Linked DNA regions of Homo sapiens: region 2 is linked to region 1. Evidence: read pairs that join two places in POLR2A ChIA-PET (ENCODE). Cell type or tissue: B cell. All regions are shown on one strand. Links, peaks and the distances in the headings refer to the core of each region. The heading gives the core; the rest is flanking DNA.

Evidence for each region. ChIA-PET counts read pairs that join two places held together with the same protein. Peaks named below come from ENCODE experiments on the same cell type or tissue, not always from the same donor. Only the 100,000 strongest peaks of a DNase experiment are listed, where the experiment ranks them.
Region 2: POLR2A ChIA-PET joins it to region 1 with 8 read pairs; 14 of 35 experiments call an interaction of 5 or more read pairs at or near these places.

The regions. Positions count from the first base shown.
Region 1 is chr7:77,705,230-77,709,628 of GRCh38, forward strand. All of the region lies in intron 1 of RSBN1L (round spermatid basic protein 1 like), which reads left to right. Among named protein-coding and RNA genes, the nearest start is that of RSBN1L, 11 kb to the left of the region's middle. In B cell, for the core only: no CTCF peak of the experiment used is centred there; no DNase peak of the experiment used is centred there.
Region 2 is chr7:77,803,276-77,807,674 of GRCh38, forward strand. All of the region lies in intron 1 of PHTF2 (putative homeodomain transcription factor 2), which reads left to right. Among named protein-coding and RNA genes, the nearest start is that of PHTF2, 6.7 kb to the left of the region's middle. In B cell, for the core only: no CTCF peak of the experiment used is centred there; no DNase peak of the experiment used is centred there; H3K27ac peaks cover 2,178 bases.

The DNA of each region.
Region 1 (4,399 bases), core at 208-4,207:
ACCAGTCCAGCATACCTGTTATCATGCAGATTTTCCTGTATTCATAATTTTTAAAATAATTGTCTTATTGTGGTGATATTTACTTTGTATTTCATGTAAATTGAAAGTTAACTATAAAGACTTGATTAAATTCGAGTTAAACAATTTTGGTGAGAGTGTTTCCTAGGTACTCATATTACGTTTGGATCAGGAGGCATACAGTCTTTAGATTGTCCCATTATTAATGATGCTAAATTTGATTACTTGATTGAGGTGACCACTAGGTCTCTCCATTGTAATGGTTTTTTTTTTTTTTTTTTTGTGATGGAGTCTTGCTCTGTTGCCCAGGCTGGAGTGCAGTGGCTCAATCTCGGCTCACTGCAGCCTCTGCCTCCCGGGTTCCAGTGATTCTCCTGTCTCAGCCTCCTGGGTAGCTGGGATTACGGGCGCATGCCACCATGCCCAGCTAATTTTTGTATTTTTAGTAGAGACAGGGTTTCACCATGTTGACCAGGCTGGTCTTGAACTCCTGACCTCAGGTGTTCTGCCTGCCTCGGTCTCACGATTACAGGCATGAGCCACCACGCCTGGCCTGTAATGGTTCATTTTTATATTTGCATTTAGCTTGTAATCTGTGGGGTGATGCTTTGTGAATATCCAATTCCCTAATTGTCTTTTACTTAATAACATTTTCTTTTTTGTTTTTTTCTGAGATGAAGTCTCACTTTGTCGCCAAGGCTGGAGTGCTGTGATGTGATCTTGGTTCACTGTAACCTCCACCTCCCAGGTTCAAGCGATTCCTGCCTCAGCCTCCCAAGTAGCTGGGATTACAGGTGCCTGCCACCATGCCCGCCTAACTTTTTTATTTAATGTTTTTTTTTTTTTGAGACGGAATCTTGCTTTTGTCGCCCATGGTGGAGTGCAATGGTGCGATCTTGATTCACTGCAACCTCCGCCCCCCAGGTTCAAGCGATTCTCCTGCCTCGGCCTCCTGAGTACCTGGGATTACAGACGCCTGCCACTACGTTGGGCTAATTTTTTGTATTTTTAGTAGAGATGGGGTTTCACCATGTTGTCCAGGCTGGTTTCGAGCTCCTGACCTCATGATCTGCCTGCCTTGGCCTCCCAAAGCTCTGGGATTACAGGCCTGAGCCACCGCGCCCAGCAACTTTTGTATTTTTAATAGAAACAGGGTTTTACCATGTTGGCCAGACTGGTCTCCCAACTCCTGACCTCAAGTGATCTGCCTGCCTCGACCTCCCAAAGTGCTGAGATTACAGGTGTGAACCACTAGGCCTGGCCTTAATGGTATTATATTGTTAATTATCCCAGCCTAACCATTTCATTGGGGGTTAAAGAATGATGCCAAATGATTTCTAAATATAAAATGAATTATTCTGGGGGGTGGGAAATTCAGTATAAATTGCTCCTCCTATGTCTAGTTTAAAATTTGGCAATCTATTTTGATTTCAGATACCAGAGTAAATACTGTAAGTTTATTGTTACCTGTATGGTCAGAATCTTTTGGTAAACTCTTTTATTGAATTCTTAATTCACCATAGTTTGAATTTTGGAAGGCCACTTGCACAGTGCTTGTAGATAAAGATTGATTGTAGTAGGGCAATTACAGTTGGTAATCTATTACAATATTGGCAACATGGCCAAAAATAAAAAAGCCCTGCCAGTTTTTAAATATAGCAAATATATATTAATGATACTGTGTATAATTTAGAATTATAATCTCTATTCCATAATGTCCTCTCTTGGCTAATGTAAATTAACTGTATACCCGTATGAATTCCCATTAAACTAGATTTTTTTTTTTTTTTTTTTGAAACAGAGTCTCACTCTGTCACCCAGGCTGGAGTGCAGTGGCGCGATCTTGGCTCATTGCGACCTCTGCCTCCCAGGTTCAAGTGATTCTCATGCCTCAGCCACCCAAGTAGCTGGACTTACAGTTGTGTGCCACCACGCCCAGCTAATTTTTGTATTTTTAGTAGAGACAGGGTTCCACCATGTTGACCAGACTGGTCTTGAATGCCCGACCTCAAGTGATCCATCTGCCTTGGCTTCCCAAAGTGCTGGGATTATAGGCTTGAGCAACCGTGTCTGGCCTTGAACTAGATTTTATAAAGTCCTTCAGAGCAGGTATTGTTTTAGTGATCATTTATGACCTTTCCTTTACTCTCAATGATTAATCTGAAGAAAAAATATATAATACCTTTTTATTAAGAAATTAATTTTATCAGCCATCTTTGCATTGCATATTTAAGTAGCTACTTTTGTTAGCTTTTTTTATAGAAGAGTATATATTTCCTGTAGATATTTAACTCAGAGCCACTTTCACTGGTTTGTCATTGGAGCAATGTATAGAAAGCAGATGTCCTGGGATAATATTCTGGTTGAATTAGTGATGAATTTTATATCTTAAAGGAGTAAATGTTCACTATTACTCAATTTTCTCATTTGATAATAATGAAAGTACCAAAATTTGTAAACTTTGTCAAGCACTTCTTTCTTTTTTTAAATTATAGATGACTGGCATCTATATCAAGCACTTTCGAGATAGGTCATAAGCTTATGCAGTGAGTACTTGGGTGCACCATGAGCTGGGATATGAGCTCTTTGAGGACAGAAACAATAATAATAATAGCTAAAATGTATAGACCTGTACTCAGCACTTTACATATACTGTGGTTTTATATAATTTTCACAAGTCCTTTAAAGTTTAATTAGATATTAGCCTTTCATAAATACTGTATGGAAGTTCAGAAAATTTAAATATAAAATAAGTTGTAAATCTAGGTTTCAGATCTTTAGATAGTCTGATTTCAGAGCCCCAGTTCTCAAATACCTTGCAAACTTTGTTAAATTTGTTTTTAAGTCACCTTCATCCAGAATCGTACTTTGCGTTGTGAGACTACCAAATGAATGAACTGGGTTTTGGAGGAAGAGTAGAATTTAGGTAAATGGAGATGATGGAGACAGGCTTGTTTGGGGTAGGGGGTGGGATGGTGTGAATAAGATTGTAGAGGCAGGAGGGTGCGTGGTGTGTTCGGTGGTGTGTGAAGAGAACCACTGGCTAAGATTGATGCTTTTGTACGGAATTGGAAGTTAAGATGGCATGGCAGTTGAAAGTTGGCCACAGTGTGCCTTCCTTTTGCCAGGATGAGACTATTTTTTTTTTTTTTTGAGATAAGTCTCGCTCTGTCACCCAGGCTGGAGTGCAGTGGCATGATCTCGGCTCACTGCAAGCTCCGCCTCCTGGGTTCATGCCATTCTCCTGCCTCAGCCTCCGGAGTAGCTGGGACTACAGGCGTCCGCCACCGCGCCTGGCTCATTTTTTTGTATTTTTAGTAGAGACGGGGTTTCACGGTGTTAGCCAGGATGGTCTCGATCTCCTGACCTTGTGATCCACCCGCCTCGACCTTCCAAAGTGCTGGGATTACAGGCGTGAGCCACCGCGCCCAGCCGAGTTCAGACTATTTTGTGGGCAACAGCAAGACATGGTTTTTTAGGAGGGTGATAATATATTCAAATTGGTATTTTAGCAGTCATAACTTTGGCATTGTGTAGGATGGATTGGCTGAGGGAAGAATTGGAGACAGATATTGAAGACTACTGTATTAGTTAAATGAAGTGATTTTACTGATAAAATGATTGGTATACTTGGACATGGCAAGGAAAACCTAGAGAGAAATATATGATAAAGCATCTTGATTATTGAATATGTAGCAAGAAAGAAGGATTCATAGATATTTTCATGGCTTCAGATGAAGAGAATAAGCATATCACTGAAGAATTGAGAGTTGGCCCACAGAACTGAGTTTGAAATGTAGGCAGGTACCTTATATTAGAGTTTTGTTATCAGATAGAACTCAAAATTAGTGGTGAGTCAGTGGTAAGGGTTAAAAATAACTGCTCGACATAGAAGGGATTCTGTTTGTGTGTGTGTGTGTGTGTGTGTGTGTGTGTGTGTGTGTGTGTGTATGTATGTGTATGTGTATGTGTGTCTGCCTGCCTGTGTGGAGGGGACCCTTTTAGAACTCTCCTTACAGTGGCAGATAGCAGTAGTTATTTTTTTCTTTTCTTTTTTTTTGAGACAGAGTCTTCCTGTGTCACCCAGGCTGGAGTGCAGTGGCACAATCTTGGCTCACTGCAACCGCCACCTCCTGGGTTCAAGTGATTCTCCTGCCTCAGCCTCCCAATTAGCTGGAATTACAGGCACCCACCACTACGCCTGGCTAATTTTTGTATTTTTAGTAGAGCTGGGGTTTCACCATAATGGCCAGGCTGGTCTCAAACTCCTGACCTCAGGTGATCCACCCACCTTGGCCTCCCAAAGTGCTGGGATTACAAGCGTGAGCCACCGTTCCCCACCAATAGTTACTTTTTTTTATGAGGAGCAAATAATCTAGAA
Region 2 (4,399 bases), core at 103-4,102, 98 kb after region 1:
TTTCCAGTTGCAAAAACAGTACAAGAAAGGGGCTGTTAAAAGTATATCTACAGAAATTTTAAAGACATGTAGGCATTCATATTTGTTGCATGAATGAAAGTACTTTTGTAAGACCTTTTGTATAGGATTTGTTACAGATACCAGAAAATTTATGAAAATTAGGTGGCACAAGTTTTGGTGCTCTGTAGACCTAGGTTCAAGTCCTGATACTGCCATCACTGGTTGTGTGACATTGGACTCATTATGTAATATTTTTGAGGTTCAGTTTTATTTATTCTTTAAATGGAGTTACCTACTTTGCGAGATTTTAAGAATTAAATGAGATAATGTATGTAAAGCACTTGACATATTCTTGATTTCTAAGACTAGCTCAAAAAGTGGTTGTTGCAGTTATTTGACTGAGTTGAACAGGCGTGTGTGTGTGTGTGTGTGTGTGTGTGTGTGTGTGTGTAGGTTTTAAAATAACAATTTCCAGATAGAATAAGAGAAGCCAGAAAATGGCAAACAAGCAAATAAAACCTTAAAGGGAGGCAATAGGATTCAACCGGCAGAGTTGAATAATCATTTTACCCACACAAAAGAAGGGAAAATATAGGAAGAGAGCTTCACATTATCAACTTTTTTCTGAAGAAAGTACATCAAACTCATTAAACCAGATGGAATGCATAAATAAGGTTTTGCTATTGGAAATGACAATGAAAAAAATAAATGAAGTAGGATTTCAGTGCTGTGAATTAAGTGTATAGGGAGAGGAACTTGTTTTCTCAAATCTCTTGACTACTTTCTTACTTATTTCTAAAATTCTTTGACAAGGAAAAGCTATTAATTGTATAGTTATGGGAATGCTTTAATGGCAAGTAATCCTGGGGGATAGAGCAAGCTGATTTATCTACACAGATTTCTTGTGTGTTCATTCCATATATCCCATTGTCTATTGTGTGTCTTTTGGGTGCTGAATGTATGAATATATCATTTGTTGAAAAATAAACCTATCTTCTTGTTCCTAAATCTATTTTACTCTTGTAGTCTCTGTCTTAATGAGGGGTTTTTTGTTTGTTTGTTTGTTTGATACGGAGTTTTGCTCTTGTTGCCCAGGCGGGAGTGCAGTGGTGCGATCTTGGCTCATTGCAACCTCCTTCTCCTGGGTTTAAGCAATTCTCCTGCCTCAGCCTTGCGAGTAGCTGGGATTACAGGTGCCTGTCACCGTGCCCGGCTAATTTTTGTATTTTTAGTAGAGATGAGGTTTCACCTTGTTGGCCAGGCTGGTCTTGAACTCCTGACCTCAGGTGATCCACCCACCTTGGCCTCCCAAACTGCTGGGATTACAGGCGTGAGCCACTATGCCCAACCTTAATGAGGGTTCTTTTAGTGTTCAAGCCAAGAGTCATGTGGTGTCCTTACTCTGTTCCTCTCCATATCTTTAATTGCCATTCAATCACTTCATCTGGTCCTCTATCTACTAATATCTATCTTTCAATCATGCCTCGTCCCAACACCCACAATTAAGAAAAAACAAAACAACCATTGGCACTTAGTTCAAACCCTCATTATTGTCCCCAAATTATTGTCATTTATTTCCTTTTAATTTAGCCTTATACGAATCAGTTCTTCCCACAGCTTCCTTCAGAATAATTTTGTTGAAATACCAACATACTGATATCAAAATTATATCCTCAGTGTCTGCACATGATAATTAATAAATATTTGATCCTTCCATGTATCTTAAACTTCAGACAATACTAAGTGACTTGCACATGTAGGCTTGGTAGGCTCTAGTTTTTCTTTGTGGGGAGGATTTTAACTGCAAATTCAATTTCTTTAGTAGATAAAGACTTAACTCAGTTTATTTCTTCTTGAATTAGCATTGATAGTTTGTATTTTCCTAGGAATCTGTTCGTTTAATGTAAAGTTGTTAAATTCATTGGCATAAAGTTACTCATGACATTTTCTTATTAATCTTTTTAATATCTGTAAGACATATAGTGCTGTCCTCTCTCTCTTTCTGACTCTGATGTCTTTTCTCTTTTCTCTCCTATTCTCCTGGCTAGAGGTTTATTGATCTATTTTATTGATCCTCTCAAAGAACCAGTTTTTCGTTTTCTATGTTGATTTTCTATCCTCAATTTGACTGGTTTCTATTCGTCTTTATTATTTTTGTTTCTACTGTTTATTTTGCATTTTATTTGCTCTTGATTTGCTAGAATCTTAAGTTGGAAGCTTAGCTCATAATTTGAAACATTTATTCTTCTGGAAAATGAGTGTTTAATTCTATAAAATTCTCCCCAAAATAGTGTTTTGACTACATCTCACGAATTTTGATATGTTTTCATTTTCATTGAAGTTCAGAATCCTTGATAAATTCCTTTGTGATTTCTTTGACTCCACTGGTTATTTAGAAGTATGTAGATGAGTTTCCAAATATTTGGGGATTTTTCAGATATTTTTTCCTTAGTTCTAACTTGATTTCGCTCTGGTCAAAGAACATACATTGTGTATTTTGAATCATTTTTAATTTATTGAGACTTGTTTTATGGCCCAGATTATGGTCTGCTTTGGCAAATGATTCATTCACACTTGAAAAGAATATTGGATGGAATAATTTATAAATGTCAAACAAGGTTGGGTGGAGTGGCTTACGCCTGTAATCCCAGCACTTTGGGAGGCCGAGGCAGGCGGGTCATTTGAGATCAGGAGTTCGAGACCAGCCTGGCCAACATGTTGAAACCTCGTCTCTACTAAAAATACAAAAAGTGGCAGAGCATGGTGGTGCGTGCCTGTAGTCCTAGCTACTCAGGAGCCTGAGGCAGAAGAATCCTTTGAACCTGGGAGGGGAGGTGGAGGTTGCAGTGAGATCGCACCATTGCACTCTAGCCTGGGTGACTCCATCTCAAAAAAAAAAAAAAGTCAAGTCAAGTTGGTTGATAGAATTGTTCTTCTATATATCCTTGTTGATTTTGTCTACTCGTTTTATCAATTTTTGAAAAAATGGTATTGAATCTCTATAAATGTGGACTTGCTGATTTCTCCTTGCGATTCTTTAAATTTTTGCATTATGTATTTTGAAGTTCTATTGCTAGGTGCATGCATATTTATGATTGTTATAATTACTTGGTCAATTGGATCCCTTTATCATTGTGAAATGGACCTCTTTAATCCTAGTAATATGTTTTGCTCTGAAATCTACTTTGTATAGCCATTCAGACTTTCTTTTCATTAGTGTTAACATGATATTTTTTTCCATCTTTTTACTTTCTACCTTTTTATGTTTATATTTAAGTGAGTTTCTGACAGATACACGTAAAAATAGGTCTTGCTTTTGGGTCTTGGGTCTTGCTTTTTAATATCCAGTTTCCTAATCTCTGCCTTTTAATTTAGACCATTTATATTTAATGTGATTATTGATATTATTGGGTTTAAGTCTATCGTCTTGCTATTTGTTTTTTGTTTCATCTGTTCTTTTTACCTTTTTTGGATTCTTTGAGTATTTTTATGACTTTATAACCTTTTTTGACTTGCCTATAGCTCTTTTTTCTTGTAGTTTTGTTTGTAGTAGCTAGTATACATCATCACAGTCTACTTTTGAGTAAAAAAACTACTTCATATATTTTATGAGAACCTTTTAACAGTATACTCTGTTTCCCCTTTCTGAAACTTTGTGCTGTTATTTGTGCTGTATATTATAAATCCCAAACAATATTGTTGATCTTTTGGCTTTAGTCAGTTCTCTTTTAAAGAGATTTAAACACACATACACACACATACATTTTATATACATATAATTTTTTAAAGACTCTTAGATTTGCCCCTTTTAAGGTTGAATAATATCCTGTCATATGTATGTACTGTTTTGTTCATCCATTGATGGACATTTGGGCTGCTTCCACCTCTTGCACATTGTGAATAGTGCTGCTATGAATATGAGTGTGTAAATATCTCTTTGAGACTCTGCTTTCAATTGTTTTGGATATATACACAGAAATGTGATTGTTGAATCTTATGATAGTTCTATTTTTAATCTTTTTGTACCATTTTACAGTTGCACCAACAGTGCACAAAGGCTCCAGTTGTTCCACATCTTCATCAATATTTATTTTCTGTTTTTTTTTTATGATAGCCATCCTAATGGATGTAAGGTGATATCTTGTGGTTTTGATTTGTACTTTTCTGATAATTAGTGATGTTGAGCATCTTTTTGTGTGCTAGTTGGCCATTTGTATATCATCTTTGGGCACATGCCCATTCAAATCCTTTGCCCATTTTAAAATCAGGTTATTTGATTTTTTGTTACTGAGTTGTAGGAGTCATCTATATATTCTGAATATCAACCCCTTACCAGATTTCTGATTTGCAAATATTTTCTCTCATTCTGCAGGGGAGAAAAATATATGCCTTTTGTGTC